2 separate regions of the Homo sapiens genome follow, and region 1 is linked to region 2. The links are chromatin loops, found by intact Hi-C in ENCODE. Cell type or tissue: heart right ventricle. All regions are shown on one strand. Each heading gives the region's core, and the rest is flanking DNA. Links, peaks and the distances in the headings are about the cores only.

What was found. Peaks named below come from ENCODE experiments on the same cell type or tissue, not always from the same donor. Only the 100,000 strongest peaks of a DNase experiment are listed, where the experiment ranks them.
Region 1: a loop joins it to region 2, with 3 times the contacts of the local background. A loop is called at or near these places in 55 of 110 quality-filtered maps.

The regions. Positions count from the first base shown.
Region 1 is chr10:78,295,523-78,303,130 of GRCh38, forward strand. LOC124902468 (a long non-coding RNA gene) reads left to right here and starts at 6,491. Exons shown (of 2, transcript XR_007062212.1): 1 at 6,491-6,599. RefSeq lists a silencer at 7,534-7,608. In heart right ventricle, for the core only: no CTCF peak of the experiment used is centred there; DNase peaks (open chromatin) are centred at 4,429 and 4,729; H3K27ac peaks cover 979 bases.
Region 2 is chr10:78,051,130-78,058,737 of GRCh38, forward strand. It overlaps a transcript of RPS24 not described here. Among named protein-coding and RNA genes, the nearest start is that of RPS24, 21 kb to the left of the region's middle. In heart right ventricle, for the core only: no CTCF peak of the experiment used is centred there; no DNase peak of the experiment used is centred there.

The sequences.
Region 1 (7,608 bases), core at 3,348-5,847, 250 kb after region 2:
TCTGTGAAATATTAGCAATTATTTCTCAATTACTTCTCATGGGGAAGGGATTCTTGGAGACGGAAATCTGGAAGCTGGGAGAAGCCATAAGGATGATGTTTTGATCTGACGTGAACCTTGCCGAGAGGCACACATGCTCTGTCATCCCTGCTCCAACTTGAAGGCTAGGCTGGGTGGCATATGACTCTGTCCCCGTCTCTTTCCTCACTGAGCCTCCGGCCCAGCTTGGTTCCCAAACATGGAGCTGCTGCAGGTCTCAGAAGCCACAGAGAACTGGGGAGGGAAAGGGAGGAGAAAAGTCTTCTTTGTAGTCTCACTAAACGCAGCTCTGTCACTACAGCTTATAGGATCACAGGCCTTAGGGTCATCCTTGGCTCTTTCTCTCACACCACAAACCCAATCTATGAGTGAATCCTCTGGGTTCTACCTTCAGAATCCATCCAGAATCTGACTGCCTCTCACCATCTCCACGGCTCCCTTCTAGTCCAAGCCAGCAACATCATCCACCTGGATTATTCAGTAACACCCTGACTAGTCTGCCTGCTATCACCCTTTGCACAGAAGCCAGGGGGATTGTTTTGGAATTCCACTTTTCACGCAACTATTTGTCCTTTTAGCTATAGTACTTTGCATTTTTTAAAGTGGTTTTTTTTTCAGTTCTAGAGATTACACATATGTCCTTAACTTTTCACAGTCAGTTTAGAGTTAATACTTTATCACTTTATGTAAAATATAAACCTCTTACAAATATTTGCCATCCCCATTGTATGCTATAGTTTTCATATGCATTACATCTATATACATTATAAACCCTATAAGACAATGTTATCATTTTTGCTTTAGTTATCTGCATATTAAGGAAATTAAGAGGAAAATTAACTTATAATTTTATATATTTAGCAATATTTTACCATTTCTGATGTTTTTTATTTTTTATTTTTCTTGAGGATCCAGTGCCTCTTTGATTTTATTTTGCTTCATTCTGAAGAACTTCTTTTAGTATTCTTATAGTCCATGTCTTCTGGTGACACAATCCATACATTTTCTTTTAAATGAAAATGTATTTTGCCTTCCTTATTAACTAATATTTTCACTAGATTTAGAAATCTGGGTTACAGCTTTTTTTTTTCTTTGCCCTTTAAATGATGTTACAATGCTCCTTCTGTACTCGTGGGGAATTGGGTTCAGGACCTCCCCATGGATGCCAAAATCCGTGGATGCTCAAGTCTTTTATGTAAAATGGCATAGTATTTGCATATAACTTCTGCACATTCTCTCATACACTTTAAAACATCTCTAGATTACTTATAATACCTAATACAATGTAAATGCTATGTAAATAGTTGTTGTATCATTTAAAAATTTTTACTCTTTTTTATCGTTGTATTGTTATATTTTATCTTTGAAAAATATTTTCCATCTGAGGTCCCATGACTGTGTTCTGCTTCAGGCCTCCATAGTTTCTGGTAAGAAGTCTGTGGTTATTTGAATCTTTGTTCCTCTTTGTAATGTGTCTTTTTTTCTCTGGCTGCTTTCAAGGTTTTCTTTTTATCTTTTATTTTAGCAGTTTGAATGAGTGTATGTAAATTTGTTTTGCACCAATTTGCAAAGTGGGTGTTGTTGTTTTTTGCCACTATTTATTTCTTTTTTTCTCTTTCTCTCTCTTTTTTTTTTTTTTTTTTTTTTTTTCTGAGAAGGCTGCTGGTCTTGAACTCCCATGCTGAAGCGTCCTCTAGCCTCAGCCTCTTGAGCAGGTGGGTTTGTGCCACCATGCCGTTTTGCCATTATTTCTTAAGAAAAAAAATTATGCTCTCTTATTCCTCTCCTTCCTTCTGGCACTCCAATTATGCATATATTAGATCTCTGACGTTATCCCACAGGCCTCTTAGACACTGTTCACTCTTTTATACCCCCCCTTCCCCTGCCCTCTTTTTTTTTTTTTTTAGGCTAAATGGCTTTTGTTGATCAACTTAAGCTCACAGCTATTTATTTATTTATTTATTTGTTTATTTTTGAGATGGAGTCTTGCTCTGTCACCCAGGCTGGAGTGCAGTGGCATGATCTCAGCTCCCTGCCTCCTGGGGTCAAGGCCTCCTGCCCCAGCCTCCCGAGTAGCTGGGATTATAGCTGTGCGCCACCATGTCCAGGTAATTTTTTGTATTTTTAGTAGAGACAGGGTTTCACCCTGTTGGCCAGGCTGGTCTCAAACTCCTGACCTCAGTGATCTGCCTGCCTCGGCCACCTGAAGTGATGGGATTAAAGGCGTGAGCCATCATGCCCGGCCATCTTCATTCTGTTTTAGGCCTATACAGTAATTGTTTAAAATATTCCAGGTATTGTATTTTTTAGTACTGGAATTTCCACTTGGTTCTTTCTATATTTTTATTTCTCTTTAGAGGTTTCCTATCTCTTCATTTATTATGAATGTATTTTCTTTTGCCTTGTTTAGCACAGTTATAATAACTGTGGTACTTGTCTGATAGCTTCAAATTCTGGGTCATCTGAGAGTTGATCTCCATTGACTATCTTTACCCTTGAGGATGGATTATATTTTCCTAATTTCTTGTGTGTTGATTTTGGGTTTTATCCTGGACACTGGAAATGCTATGTTGTAGAGATTCTGGAGTTTGTCATAGTCCTCCAAAGAGTGCTGACGTCTTTGTATTAGCAGGCATTTCACCTGGTTAGACTCAAACTACTAACTGTTTTGCCTTTAGTGGGCTGCACCTCAAATCACAGCTCAGTTCTTTAAGCCTTAGTTGCAAGTTGTCTTGAATCTTCTCTATGCATGTGTGATTCAGAAGTGAGCCAGATACTTGATCAGAGTTTACTAACAGAATTTGGGCCTTTTCTGGCACTTTCCTTTCCAGAAAATCCCCCTTCCTTTCCAGGGGCTCTGGTTGCTCTAGGTTCTGTCCTCTGGTTCTTCAGGCCATATAAACAGCATTTTCTACTGGACTTTTAGCAGCCCTGAACAAGGCCACAGCTGCAGCCTGCCCTCTGGGTAAAGTCATCAAAGTGGAAAACTTACCACATACTGGTCCCTTCTTACAAGTTTCAACATCCTTCCAAAATCTGCCTGCTTTTGGTCATTCTGGTCTTTTGATCATTTTGATTATTTCAGAGCCCTCCAGCAATTGTTTTCTGTATTATATCCAGAATTTATAGATATTATTTGTGGAAGGGTATACCTGTTAGGAGATCACTCCACTCCACTGGAAGAGGAACTTCCAGAGTGTCCTTTTTAAAACTTCTCAGACTGTGCCATTCCTCCCCTCAACTCTCCCCACTCTCGATGGCTCCCATTTTACTCAAAAGCCCAAATGCTCACAATGGCCTATGAAGCTGAGAATAATCTAGCTTCAGACTGTGTCTGACCTGTGCCCTTTTACCTCACCTTTGCTCATTGGTGGCCTCTTTGTTGTTCCTCAAACATACCTGCCTGATACACTCTTACAAGACAGCTCCATGGCCGGCAAGGCCCTGCCCCCTCCAGCCCCATCTTTAGCCATTTGCCCCGACTCTTGACACTCCATCCCCACTGGTCTGTGGTCAGCCTCGGCTCAGGCCATGTCCTTTTCCACCGTAGGGCCACTTCTTCTGCCTGCAGCAACCTTTCCTAGACTTTTCTTCTGTATATTATTCCTACTAATCCTTCCCTCTCGTAGAAATGACTGCTTCTGGCCAGGCGCGATGGCTCACACCTGTAATCCCAGCACTTTGGGAGGCTGAGGTGGGTGGATCACCTGAGGTCAGGAGTTTGAGACCAGCCTGGCCAACATGGTGAAACCCCATCTCTACTAAAAATACAAAAATTAGCTGGGCGTGGTGGCGCTGCCTGTAATCCCAGCTACTCAGGATACTGAGGCAGGAGAATCACTTAAACCTGGGAGGCAGAGGTTGCAGTGAGCCGAGATCGTGCCATTGCACTCCAGCCTCTGGGTGACACATCGAGTCTCCCACTACAAGAGGTGATTGGTACTCTCAGGGTATGTAACACTTCTTCATACCATATCACACACTTAACAATCATTTATTTACTGGAAATGCTTTGTTTGCTCATTAATTTTGAGTGCTGTGAGGGCAGGCATTCCATTTGTTTTCCTCCTTTCTGCACCCCAGGCACCCAGCACATACTAGGCACCCAGTAGATACCTGGCATCTGACTGTCAGGGCCCAGCATGGAAGCCGAGGCAGGTCAGTGAGGAACCTTTAAGAAGTCCTTGCTGTGTACACAGCCTTACAATGTATGTGGGTAGCTATTTCACCTCCTTGTTACTTTTAGAGAAATGGAGGCTCTGAGAGGAGAAATGGCTTACCCAACGTCATGCGACTAGAAATTCCAGCTTGAAGCCTCATGGCAGGAGAGCTCAGACCAGCAGAGAGACCTCAGATTGCTCCCAGCCTTGGCCTGCCTGTCACACTTCCTCTTTGCCCTGGCAGCTGCAGGGTTGTTGACTGCACAGAGTTTTTCTTCCCTTTTCCTTTCTTTCTCTCTCTCTCTTTCCCTCCCTCCCTCCTTCCTCTCTGTGTCTGTCTCTGGTGTCTGAGTTAGTTCCTTATGGTGAGTTCTTGGTCTCCCTGACTTCGAGAATGAAGCCGTGGACCTTCGCGGTGAGTATTACAGCTCTTAGAGGTGGCACAGACCCAAAGAGTGAGCAGCAACAAGATTTATTGTTAAGAGTGAAACAACAGAGTTTCCACAGCCTGGAAGGGGACCCAAGGAACTTGCCACTGCTGGCTGGGGTGGTCAGTTTTTATTTCCTTATTTGTCCCCGCCCACATCCTGCTGATTGGTCCATTTTCCAGAGTGCTGATTGGTCCATTTTACGGAGTGCTGATTGGTCCATTTTACGGAGTGCTGATTGGTCCATTTACAATCCTCTAGCTAGACACAGAGGGCTGATTGGTACGTTTTACAATCCTAGCTACAGAGTGCTGATTGGTGCATTTATAATCCTTTAGCTAGACACAGAGCACTGATTGGTGCATTTACAATCCTCTAGCTACCCAGAAAATTTTGCCAAGTCCCCACTTGACCCAGGAAGTCCAGCTGGCCTCACCCTTCACTTTCTGTTTCCCCAGGATTCACAACTGGGCTCCTCTTGCTGTGTTGGAGGGAGATGTTTCACCTGAGCACCATGTTTCACATGGCAGTGGGGCAAGGCACTGAGGCTGTGTGGCATGGCACCACAGGGTGGCCACTGGTCCCTGAGTCGGCAGACCTGGCTCTCTTTTCCCTGCCATGCTGACTTCATGTTTATGGCTAAGAAGCCTCTCCCAGGGAGCAGCTGAGCTTCAGGGGCATTCCTGGAGCGTCCAGGAGAGCAATATGGCCCTTTGCTGGTGGAGAACCTGAGACCCTCAAGGAGAAAGTGAAGAAAATTCTCTCTGCATACAGACCCCTTCCCATTTTCCCATTCTGGGTTGACTATCCTCCCTCATAGATGTGCTCATGAGTCTTGGAAATTCTCTTGACTCATTGCCATTTAAAATATCTGTGTTGCTTCTGATGATAGATGGTTGATTTATAAAATGGTTTGGCTCTCTTTATGATAGAATATTATACAGGCATCAAAAACAATAATGTAGGAGACAAGGATATGAGGAGATGTTCAAGCTGTATTCTGTGAAAAGAAAAAAAGATTGCAGAATACAGCATATGTTCCCATTTTTTTTTTTTTTTTTTTTTTACAAAAATGTGGACCTAGGTACATAATGTGTGCTATGCATAGGAAAAAGCCTGGAGAACTTGCACGAAATGGTCACACTGTTTTTCAGTGATGGTAAGATAAAGGGTAATTTTAAAAATTCCTATTCTTTTCCAGATTGTTTCTAACACTGCGCATGCCTTTCGGAGACAAATTTTAAAAATAAACATTATTTTTAAAAGGAAACAAACAAACAAAACCAAACAGAAGGGAGGCTGGGTTTCTTGGGGATTTCGGGAGTGCCTGTGTCTCCACGACCTGGGCAGTGCTCTTCTGAGAGGACTGAGGGCTGGGGAGGCAGAGAGAGCAACGACAGGCTACCAGCATTGAGAAAGAAGGCCTCAAGGCCACATTGAGAAGGACACTACGCTCTGGATCACAGGCTGAGCCCTGCATTCTTGACATTGGAGCCCTTCGGGAGTGCCAGAACGAGCAGTCCCTCTCCTGGAGGAGCCTGCCTTCCCACCACGGAGGCTAACACCACAACAGCCACAGTGAGCCACCCCTTCTGCCCATCTTCTTACGTGTCAAGCACTGTGTTCAGTGCCTTCACAGGTAACTTCGATAAGTCACGATGGGCATGCTGCGACTAAGTTGGTACTGATATTCTATTGGTTTTAAATGGGGAAACTGAGGCTCAGGAAGGTTCAGTATTTTGCTGGAGGTCACACAGCCAGGCAAGGGCAGAGCCAAGATTTCAGTTTCAATCTGTCTGGCTTGGAAGACTTCCTTATCTTGTGGCAGCATCTCCAGAGATCATGGGTCAGCCTCTTCTTGCCAGAGGCGTGTGTGTGTGCACAGACACATACACGCTGAGTGACAGAGGGACAAAAACAGTGAGCACCCACCCAGGCACTGTGCTCGAAATTCTTCCTGCAAACCTGCAAGGTAGGTTCTAATGATGTTCCCATTTACCCCTAAGCTTGCGCGGTGGCACGATTTACCAAGCATCACCGGCTGCCCAGGGTGACCTAGGATTCCAGCTCAGGTTTCTCTGACACTGATGTTGACCCTAGTGTGCTTCCGTGTGATCTTGCTTCTCTGGCTACTGGTGTTCTGCGGGTCTTGGACAGGTGAGGCAAACTAGGGCCAAATACTGCCCTCTGCCTGCCTTTGCATGGTCCCTGAGCTGAGAATGATTTCTACATTTTTAAAGGGTTGTAAAAACAAAACTCAAAGATTATGTGGCAGAAATATACATGGCTGGGCAAAGCCTAACATATTTACTTCCTGGCCTTTTAGAGAAAAAGTTGACGACTCCTAGCTTAGGGTCCTGAGGTCCAAGGAGGAACTCCTGGTCCTGCACATCTTCATCCTCCACATTTGGTGGTCCCAATGCTGCATGCGAGCTGTGGCTGTGGACTCAAAGCACTGTGGTGGGGGACATTTTAAAAATGAGCTGTAAAAATCTGCCACACTTAGGGCACTCATTTTCCCACTTATATTTTGGGGGGATATCTGTACCCAGGGAAAAGCTCAGTGATCCTTGTTGGATTTCTAGGGTGAAGGGCTTTTATCTCAGCATGGGGTCAAGTGCAGCTATGTGTGGGTGGCAATGAACTTCAACATCTAGCGTGATTCCCCTGCAAATTGGAAGGCACCAGTGCCACCCCAGGCACCAGCCTTGAGTGTCAGGCATAGTGCCAGGTGCACAAGAAGAAAGCAAGGTCCCTGCGGATCTCATACAGCCCAGTCTGGGGAAGCAGGGGAGCCCCTCTTGGGTATCCGAGTTGGAAGAAGAGGCTATGAGAATGGGAGGAGGGGCAGGGAGGACAGCCAGGAAATGCAGGCGGTGACACCTGCGCTGTGCCCTGAGAGATGAGGCGTTACGCGGACTTGGGGGAAGGGACGTGGGGAAGTTGGTGCTGGCCAGGCGCGGCGGCGGGAAAGGCCCTGG
Region 2 (7,608 bases), core at 2,695-5,194:
CAGCGAGCTGAGATTGCGCCACTGCACTCCAGCCTGGGCAACAGAGTGGGTGAGACTCTGTCTCAAACAACAACAAAAAGAAACCCTGTAGACATTAGCAGTCTCTCCCTATTTCCCTCAACCTCTGCCCCAGCCCCTGGCAACCACAAATCTGTTTTCTGTTTTTATAAATTTGTCTATTCTGGAAACTTCATATAAATGAAATCATATAGTGTATATAGGTTTTTATGACCGGATTCTTTCACTCAGCCTAATGTTTCCGTGCTATGTCCACACCGTAGCATGTATCAGTAATTTATTCCTTTTAATTACCAAGTAACATTCCCTTGTGTGGATTTACCACGTCAACATCAGTTGATGGATATTTGTGTTGTTTCTGCTTTTTGGCTATTCTGAATAATTTTGCAGCTATGAAAATTCATGTGCAAGTTTTTGTGTGGATGTTTTCACTTCTCTTGGGTATATACCTCGGGGTGGAATTGCTGGGCCTTATGGTGACTCTCTGGTTAACTGTTTTCCACAGAGGCAGCACCATTTTATGTTCCCACCAGCAATGTACGAAGGTTCTAATTTCTCCACATCCTTCCTGACACTTGTTATTATCTGTACTTGATTTTAGCCATGCAAGTAGGTATGAAGTGGTATCTCATTATGGTTTTGATTTGCATTTCATAATAACTAATGGTGTTGAGCATCATTTCATCTGCTTATTGGCTGTTTATATGTCTTCTTTAGAAAAATGCCTGTTTGAATCCTTTGCTTATTTTCAAATGGGGTGATTTGTCTTTTTATTGTGTTGTGTTAGTTTATATATCCTGGATGCAAATCTCTTATCAGATATATGGTTTGCAAATATTTTCTCCTATTCTGTGGATTGTCCATTTTTAAAATTTATTTATTTATTTATTTATTTTGAGACAGGGCCTTGCCCTGTCGCCCAGGCTGGAGTACAGTGGCTTGATCTCGGCTCACTGCAACCTCTGCCTCCCAGGTTCAAGCAATTCTCGTGTCTCAGCCTCCTGAGTAGCTGGGATTATAGGCATGCACCACCATGCCTGGCTAATTTTTGTATTTTTAGTAGAGACGGGGTTTCACCATGTTGGCCAGGCTGGTCTCGGACTCCTGGCCTCAAGTGATCCACCTGCCTAGGCCTCCCAAAGTGCTGGGATTACAGGTGACCGCCACCACCCCCGGCTTAGTTCTTGGTTTTTCTGTCCTTGGAAACTGCTGTCAGGGTTCCCGAGAGACTTTGAATGTAACAATAATACCTTCCTTTTATTGAGTGCCTACTATTCACTGTGTTGGGCACATTGTATATATTACCTTTTGTCCTGGAAATAGTTTTACAAGGTGGGGATTATTGTCCCCATTTCATAGTGTGATGAGGATGCTAAAAAAAAGCAAATGTTGCCTCTAGCTGCCGCCATGGGAGGTAGGCACCTGGAGCGAAGGCACGGCAGGTTCTGCTCTGCCCTATCTCCCTTTGGACCCCTTCTAGGGGTTATGTTGGATTTGGAAGCCACGAGGAGGAGTCTACTCAGACAAGAGCATCCTGATGGGGGCTGCCTTGAGATGATGGGGTGTAAGCCCTGTTTAGCTGGAAATGAGGAGAGAGAGACGTACCCTTGGTCAAGGGCTATCATGTGAAAGAAGGGTAACATTTGTCCTGGAGTGTGGAGTGTGAAGCATATGGGGAAATGGTTTGGGCTGGATAGCAGGCAGTTTTTAAAACTTGGAGCAAGCCGGGCGCAGTGGCTCATGCCTATAATCCCAGCACTTTGGGAGGCCGAAGTGGGTGGATCACCTGAGGTCAGGAGTTCGAGACTGTCCTTACCAATATGGTGAAATCCCACCTCTACTAAAATACAGAAGATTAGCCAGATGTGGTGGAGGGCGCCTTGTAATCCCAGCTGCTTGGGAGCCTGAGGCAGGAGAATCGCTTGAACCTGGGAGGTGGAGGTTACAGTGAGCTGAGATTGTGCCATTGCGCTTCAGGCTGGGCAACAAGAGTGAAATTCCGTCTCAAAAAAACAAACAAAAACAACAACAACAACAACAAAAAAAAAAAAAGAAAAGAAAAAAACCTCGGAGCTAATGGAAGGGGCCTGCCCCCTGGGAAGCAGCAAGCTTCCTGTTGCTGGTGGTACACAAGCAGAGCCTGGCTGCTTTCTAGGTGAGGTGGTTGTAGAAGCTCTTTGGGTTCAGAGTCCTGGGGGGGTTTTAGGGTTTCCTTGAATGCCCAGAGCCTGTATGTCATAGCTTCTGATTTCACAGGGACTTCCTGTCCACGCAGCTGGGATCTCTCCCAGCCCAGATTCATCATGTCTCACCCATCCTGAGGGCTAAATTTGGAATTTAATAACAACACTTTGGATTTATGTGGCCCGTTTCCTTGGAGGCATTACATCTGTTATCCCATTAATTCTCCTAATATCTTTGGGTGGAAGGTGAGGGAAGGTGAGGGAGCCTGAGAGGGGAGAAGGAACCTCTTTGGCTTCTTCAGCTCCTGAAGGGGAGAGGAAATGGCAGAGCAGGAGCGGGCCGGGGATGGGGGAACGTCTGCACCACAGCCCCTCTGGCTTTCCCCTCTCATAAAAAGCAGGTTGCTCACCGGATGAAGGGGTGTCTCCCAGCAGGAAGCTCCTGTGTTGGGCACAGTATATTGGTGCATAAGTCTCCAGGTGGACTCTTTGAGGGCTGGAAGTGGGTAGACATCAAGGTGGGCAAGATGAAGCCTGAGCCCTAAGCTTGGGAGGAGACCAACATGTCTACCACGAACCAATTTGCAGAGCTGGATGGTCTGGAGGAAGCAGTATGGCTTCCTGGGGAAGGGGGATTTGAGCTGAGTTTGGAAAGAGTCCTGGAGCACCCTGGAGTCCAGTTTCCTACCTCCTAGTCACGTGGTGTGGGTGAAGGCCATACCTTGGTGAGCTTTCCCAGGGTATGGGGGTGCCTAGGGTGCTCCTCAAGATCCTAAGGCTTGGCCTGGAGTGCTGTTGGGCGAATGGCCAGAGAGTCTGGGCAGGCAGAGGAGGGCTGGGGACTAGTGCAGGGAAGGAGCCGCTGGCACTGGCCATGAAGAAGGAGTGGGAAGGGAAGGGAAGGGTGGCCCAGGTGGAGGGCTCTGTGGGGCAGAGGCAGATTGGTGTGGGGGTTCTTGTCTACTCCAGACTATGCTGTTTTCATTCCTGCCTCTGTTCTGAGGCTTGAACTCCTGCAGGTACCTGGCTTTTACAGCCCTCCCAAGTGCCCTTCCTTCAAGCTTTGGCTCTGACTGCTGCTGATCTTCCCTGGTACCAAGTGAGGGAGGTGCAGAATCCCAGGCCACAGGCGCAGAACAGGGCGGCTGGAAGGCACCTGGACAATCCTCTGAGACTATTCTCTCCTTCCCGCTTTTGCAGATGAGGGAATTGGGGCTTGGAGTGCAAGCATTGGGAAGAATTTCCCAGGAAGAGAGATGCACAGATGTGAAGAACTCGAAGGCAAGAGAAAGCCGGGGGGTTGTGTGGCAGGTAGAAGTGCCAGGACCGTGGAGCGTGTGGACATGTGGCAGATTGCGGAGGGGCTGTGGCAAGTATTTACAGGTGGCCGTTACCTGGAGGAAGACTGAAAACAGAGAACAGTGCTGCCAGGCGTGCCTTTTGGAGAGGGCACTGGTCAGAAACGGAGCCTTCATGTCGCCTGCCTCACCTGCTCCTGCTGGTTCTCCCCACCCTGTGGACGGTGACTTGGTCCTCCACTTGCCAGAAGCCTTGTCAGCAACCTTGACTCTGTCACCCCACATCCAGGCCATCAACAAGTCTTTTGGCCCTTTCTTTGAAATCCACCAGGAATCCAGCTGCTTCTCCCCACCTTCCTGCCTCTCTGGTCTGGGCCACTAATGTCACTGCCATGGCCGCCTTGCTGCATTTCTGAGGATGCTTCATCTCTCCACCTTCTTCTCCACTCAGCAGCCAGCAGGGCACTGTGGAAATCGGAGTCACATGAGCTGGCACCTCTGTTCAGAACCCTCCAGGGCTCCACATCTCTCTCACCCAAATGCCAAAGACCTCCCCACGCCCCCACAATCCCCCACGACCTGGCCACTGGCCTCCCACCACCTTCCAGCTCCAGCGGCTCCTACCACATTTAAGGCTTTCCTTCCTAGTTTTAATTTTTCCTCGTCAGCAGTTGATTTTATTATTTTCTTGTTTATTGGTATTTTCCCACTAGAAATGAAGCTGCGTGAAGTTAGAGATTTTTTTTTTTGGTCTGTGTTCCTAATTAGCTCATTGCTATACCCCTGGCGCCCAGAACAATGCCTTGGACACAGTACGCAGTAGACTAAATAAATACTTGTTGAATGACTGACTGACGGAATGACGGCTGTGTGGGGAGTGGATTGGGTCGTGAGGCAGAGGCTGCGGTGGAAACTCAGGCAGGAGGTGATGGTGGTTCTTGGGGCTGCGGAATGCCAAGTTTAGAAGCTCTTCCTCTGCTGTGGCACATGAACCGGTCACTCGAGAAGGCTTTTAGATTTACTTTGCCTAATCCCCTCTTAGTGCATGTGGGGAAACTGAGGTACACAAAAGGAATTCCCCACCAAGTTAGGGGCAGAACCTAGCCCCCTTGTCTCCCAGATGGATATCTTCTTTTTTTTTTGAGACGGAGTCTTGCTCTGTTGCCCAGGCTGGAGTGCAGTGGTACCATCTTGGCTCACTGCAACCTCTGCTTCCCAGGTTCAAGCGATTCTCCTGCCTCAGCCTCCTGAGTGTCTGCGATTACAGGTGCACACAACCACGCCTGGCTAATTTTTGTATTTTTAGTAGAGACGGGGTTTCACCGTGTTGGTCAGGGTGACCTCAAACTCCTGACCTCATGATCCACCCAGCTCAGCCTCCCAACGTGCTGGGATTACAGGCATGAGCCACCGTGCCTGGCTGGACATCTTGTTATTAAAGCTTCTTCTCTCTTTGTAGGGGAGGGGGAGATGCCTCTGGTGGAGAAGACCAGTGTGGCAGTGACTGTGTCTGTTAGTGAACCTGGTGGCTGGTTGAGGGTCTGTCGTGGTGACTGAGGACACATACAAAGTGCTTTTCTCAGTGGTCACCTTGGTGTTGGTGAATAAGGGTCAGAAGATGGCTCCTGTCCTAGGGCACTGCCAGTCGGTTTGGAAGCTGAAATGCCTGCTTAGCAGTTTGAGGAAACACAGACCTTGGAGGATCTTCTGGTTGCCTCTTCAAGAATTCATTCTATTCCCCTTCTGCTCCCCAAATTTGCTTTTCTTGGGGTGGGTCTTGGTTGGCCTAAGCCAAGAAAGTATGGCATCTACTCCTTCCATAGCAATAGCTCAGGAATAGGCAGTGACCCAGACCTGAACCAATCAGTGCATGGAATTACCCCTGGCCAAAGTGGTTGATTGAGGCTGGGTGCAAGCAGAGTTGTGAGAAGGCTCCCATTTGGTGGTTGGAGAGATCGCACTTGCTCCAGAGGTCATAATGTGCAGATCTGAGGCTTGGAACTGCTGCAGACATTTTGCTACCACAAGTGAAGCCACCCTGACGACACAGTTGACAATTTGGAGCAGGGCAGAGCTGAGAGAACAGCAGGGAAACAGCCAGAGTCTTGCTCAAGCCTCCCTGAAGTATCTATACCCCTGGACTCTAGTTATGGGGGCTAATAAATGTTATATACTGTTTAAGGTAGTTTGAGTTGGTTTATCTGTCATTCGTTATTGAAAAAACATTTTTTTTTCGGCTGGGTGTGGTGACACACACCTGTAGTCCCAGCTGCTTGGGAGGCTGAGGCAGGAGGACCGCTTGAGCCCAGGAGGCAGAGGTTGCAGTGAGCTGAGATAGTGCCACTGCACTCACTCTGGCAACAGAGCAAGACTGTCTCAAAAAGAAAAGAAAAAAAAATTTCCATTTTCATCAAAAATTGTATTAAAGATTTTCTATGTGGTGGGTTCTATAATATATTCTTATAGGGAATAAGACCTATATTATCCTTCCCCTCCGAGAGCAATGAAAAAAACACAAATACTGAGGTGGGCAGATCACTTGAGCTCAGGAGTTCGAGACCAGCCTGGGCAACATAGTGAGGCCTGTCTCTATTAAAAAACAAAAAGAAAAGAAACACAAATATCACACATAATTATAGACAAACACATAGCCAAGTTGAGGAAGAACAGAAACAAAACCAAAACAGTTTTTCTGGGCTGATCACTGATCAGATAGAGATCATTTACTTGCCTGGCCTTTGCTCTAAAGATCTGGTTTCATGTTGGTTTTCTCCATGTTACTCATGAACCCCAGGAATTCTGGAAAATTCTTACCTTTCTAAGATCAAGAGTAGGTGTAGCAGTAGGAGCACTTTGAGTGTCAGGGTGACAGAGCCCAGAGGCAAGGCCCATCTGCAGGAAGCGAAGTGACAAGTTGCTGGGTGGCCCCTTGTGTGATCCTAGCATTGTCAAGGAAGAAATCTTAACTGATATTTGGGTGATAGGGAATCATGGGGAAGTGTGGGTGTGGATGGGGACAGCCAGAGACAGATGTGACTATTTTTTTCTTTTTCTTTCTTTTTTTTTGGAGGCAAGGACTCACTCTGTTGCCCAGGTGGGAGTGCAGTGGCTTGATCAAAGCTCACTGCAGCCTTGACCTCCTGGGCCCAAGTGATCCTCCTACCTCAGGCTCCTAGGTAGCTGGGACCACAGGCGTGTGCCACCATGCCTGGCTAAAATACATATATATATGTGTGTGCGTATATATATAAAATATATATGTGTAAATATATAAAATACATATGTACATATATTTTATATACTTATATATAAATATATACAATATATATGTACTATATATATTTTATATATATATATATATATTTCTTTTTGAGTCAAGGTCTTGCTCTGTCACCCAGGCTGGAGTGTAGTGGTGTGATGATGGCTCACTGCAGCTTCAACCTCCTGGGTTCAAGAGGTACTCCTGCCTTGCCTCCTGAGTTGCTGGGACCACAGGCACACACTACCACACTTGGCTAATTTGTTTTTCCTATTTTTTGTAGTGACAGGGTCTCCCTGTGTTGTCCAGGCTGGTCTCGAACTCCTGGACTGAAGCAATCTTCCCACCTCGGCCTCCCAAAGTGCTGGGATTACAGCCGTGAGCCACCACATCCAGCCAGCTAATTGTTTTTTATTTTTGTAGAGAGGTGATCTCCCTTTGTTGCTCAGGCTGGTCTCGAACTCCTGAGCTCAAGTGATCCTCCCTCCTTGGCCTCTCAAAGTGCTGGGATTACAGGTGTGAACCACTATGCCTGGCCAGATGTGACTTTTGCTTGAAATGTGCTCCAGAGCCCTGCCTAAGTCCCGCTCCTCTGAGAAGCCTTCTGTCCCACCAGGTCTGGAGGGCAAGTGCCAAGAAATGCTCTGAGCTGTTTCTTCCTGAAAGTGGGGCAGCTTGGGCTGTCAGCATGGTTTCTAGCACCGTTGGGGCCATGGAAAGAAATCTGTCTTCCTACAGAGTCACTGGCTTTTTATCCTTCCCCTTCTGTCCGTGGACATGTACCCTCTTGGGAGAGTATTGATCAGAGGGGACAGCACTGATCATGCCTTTGCCGGAGGTCTGTGCACAC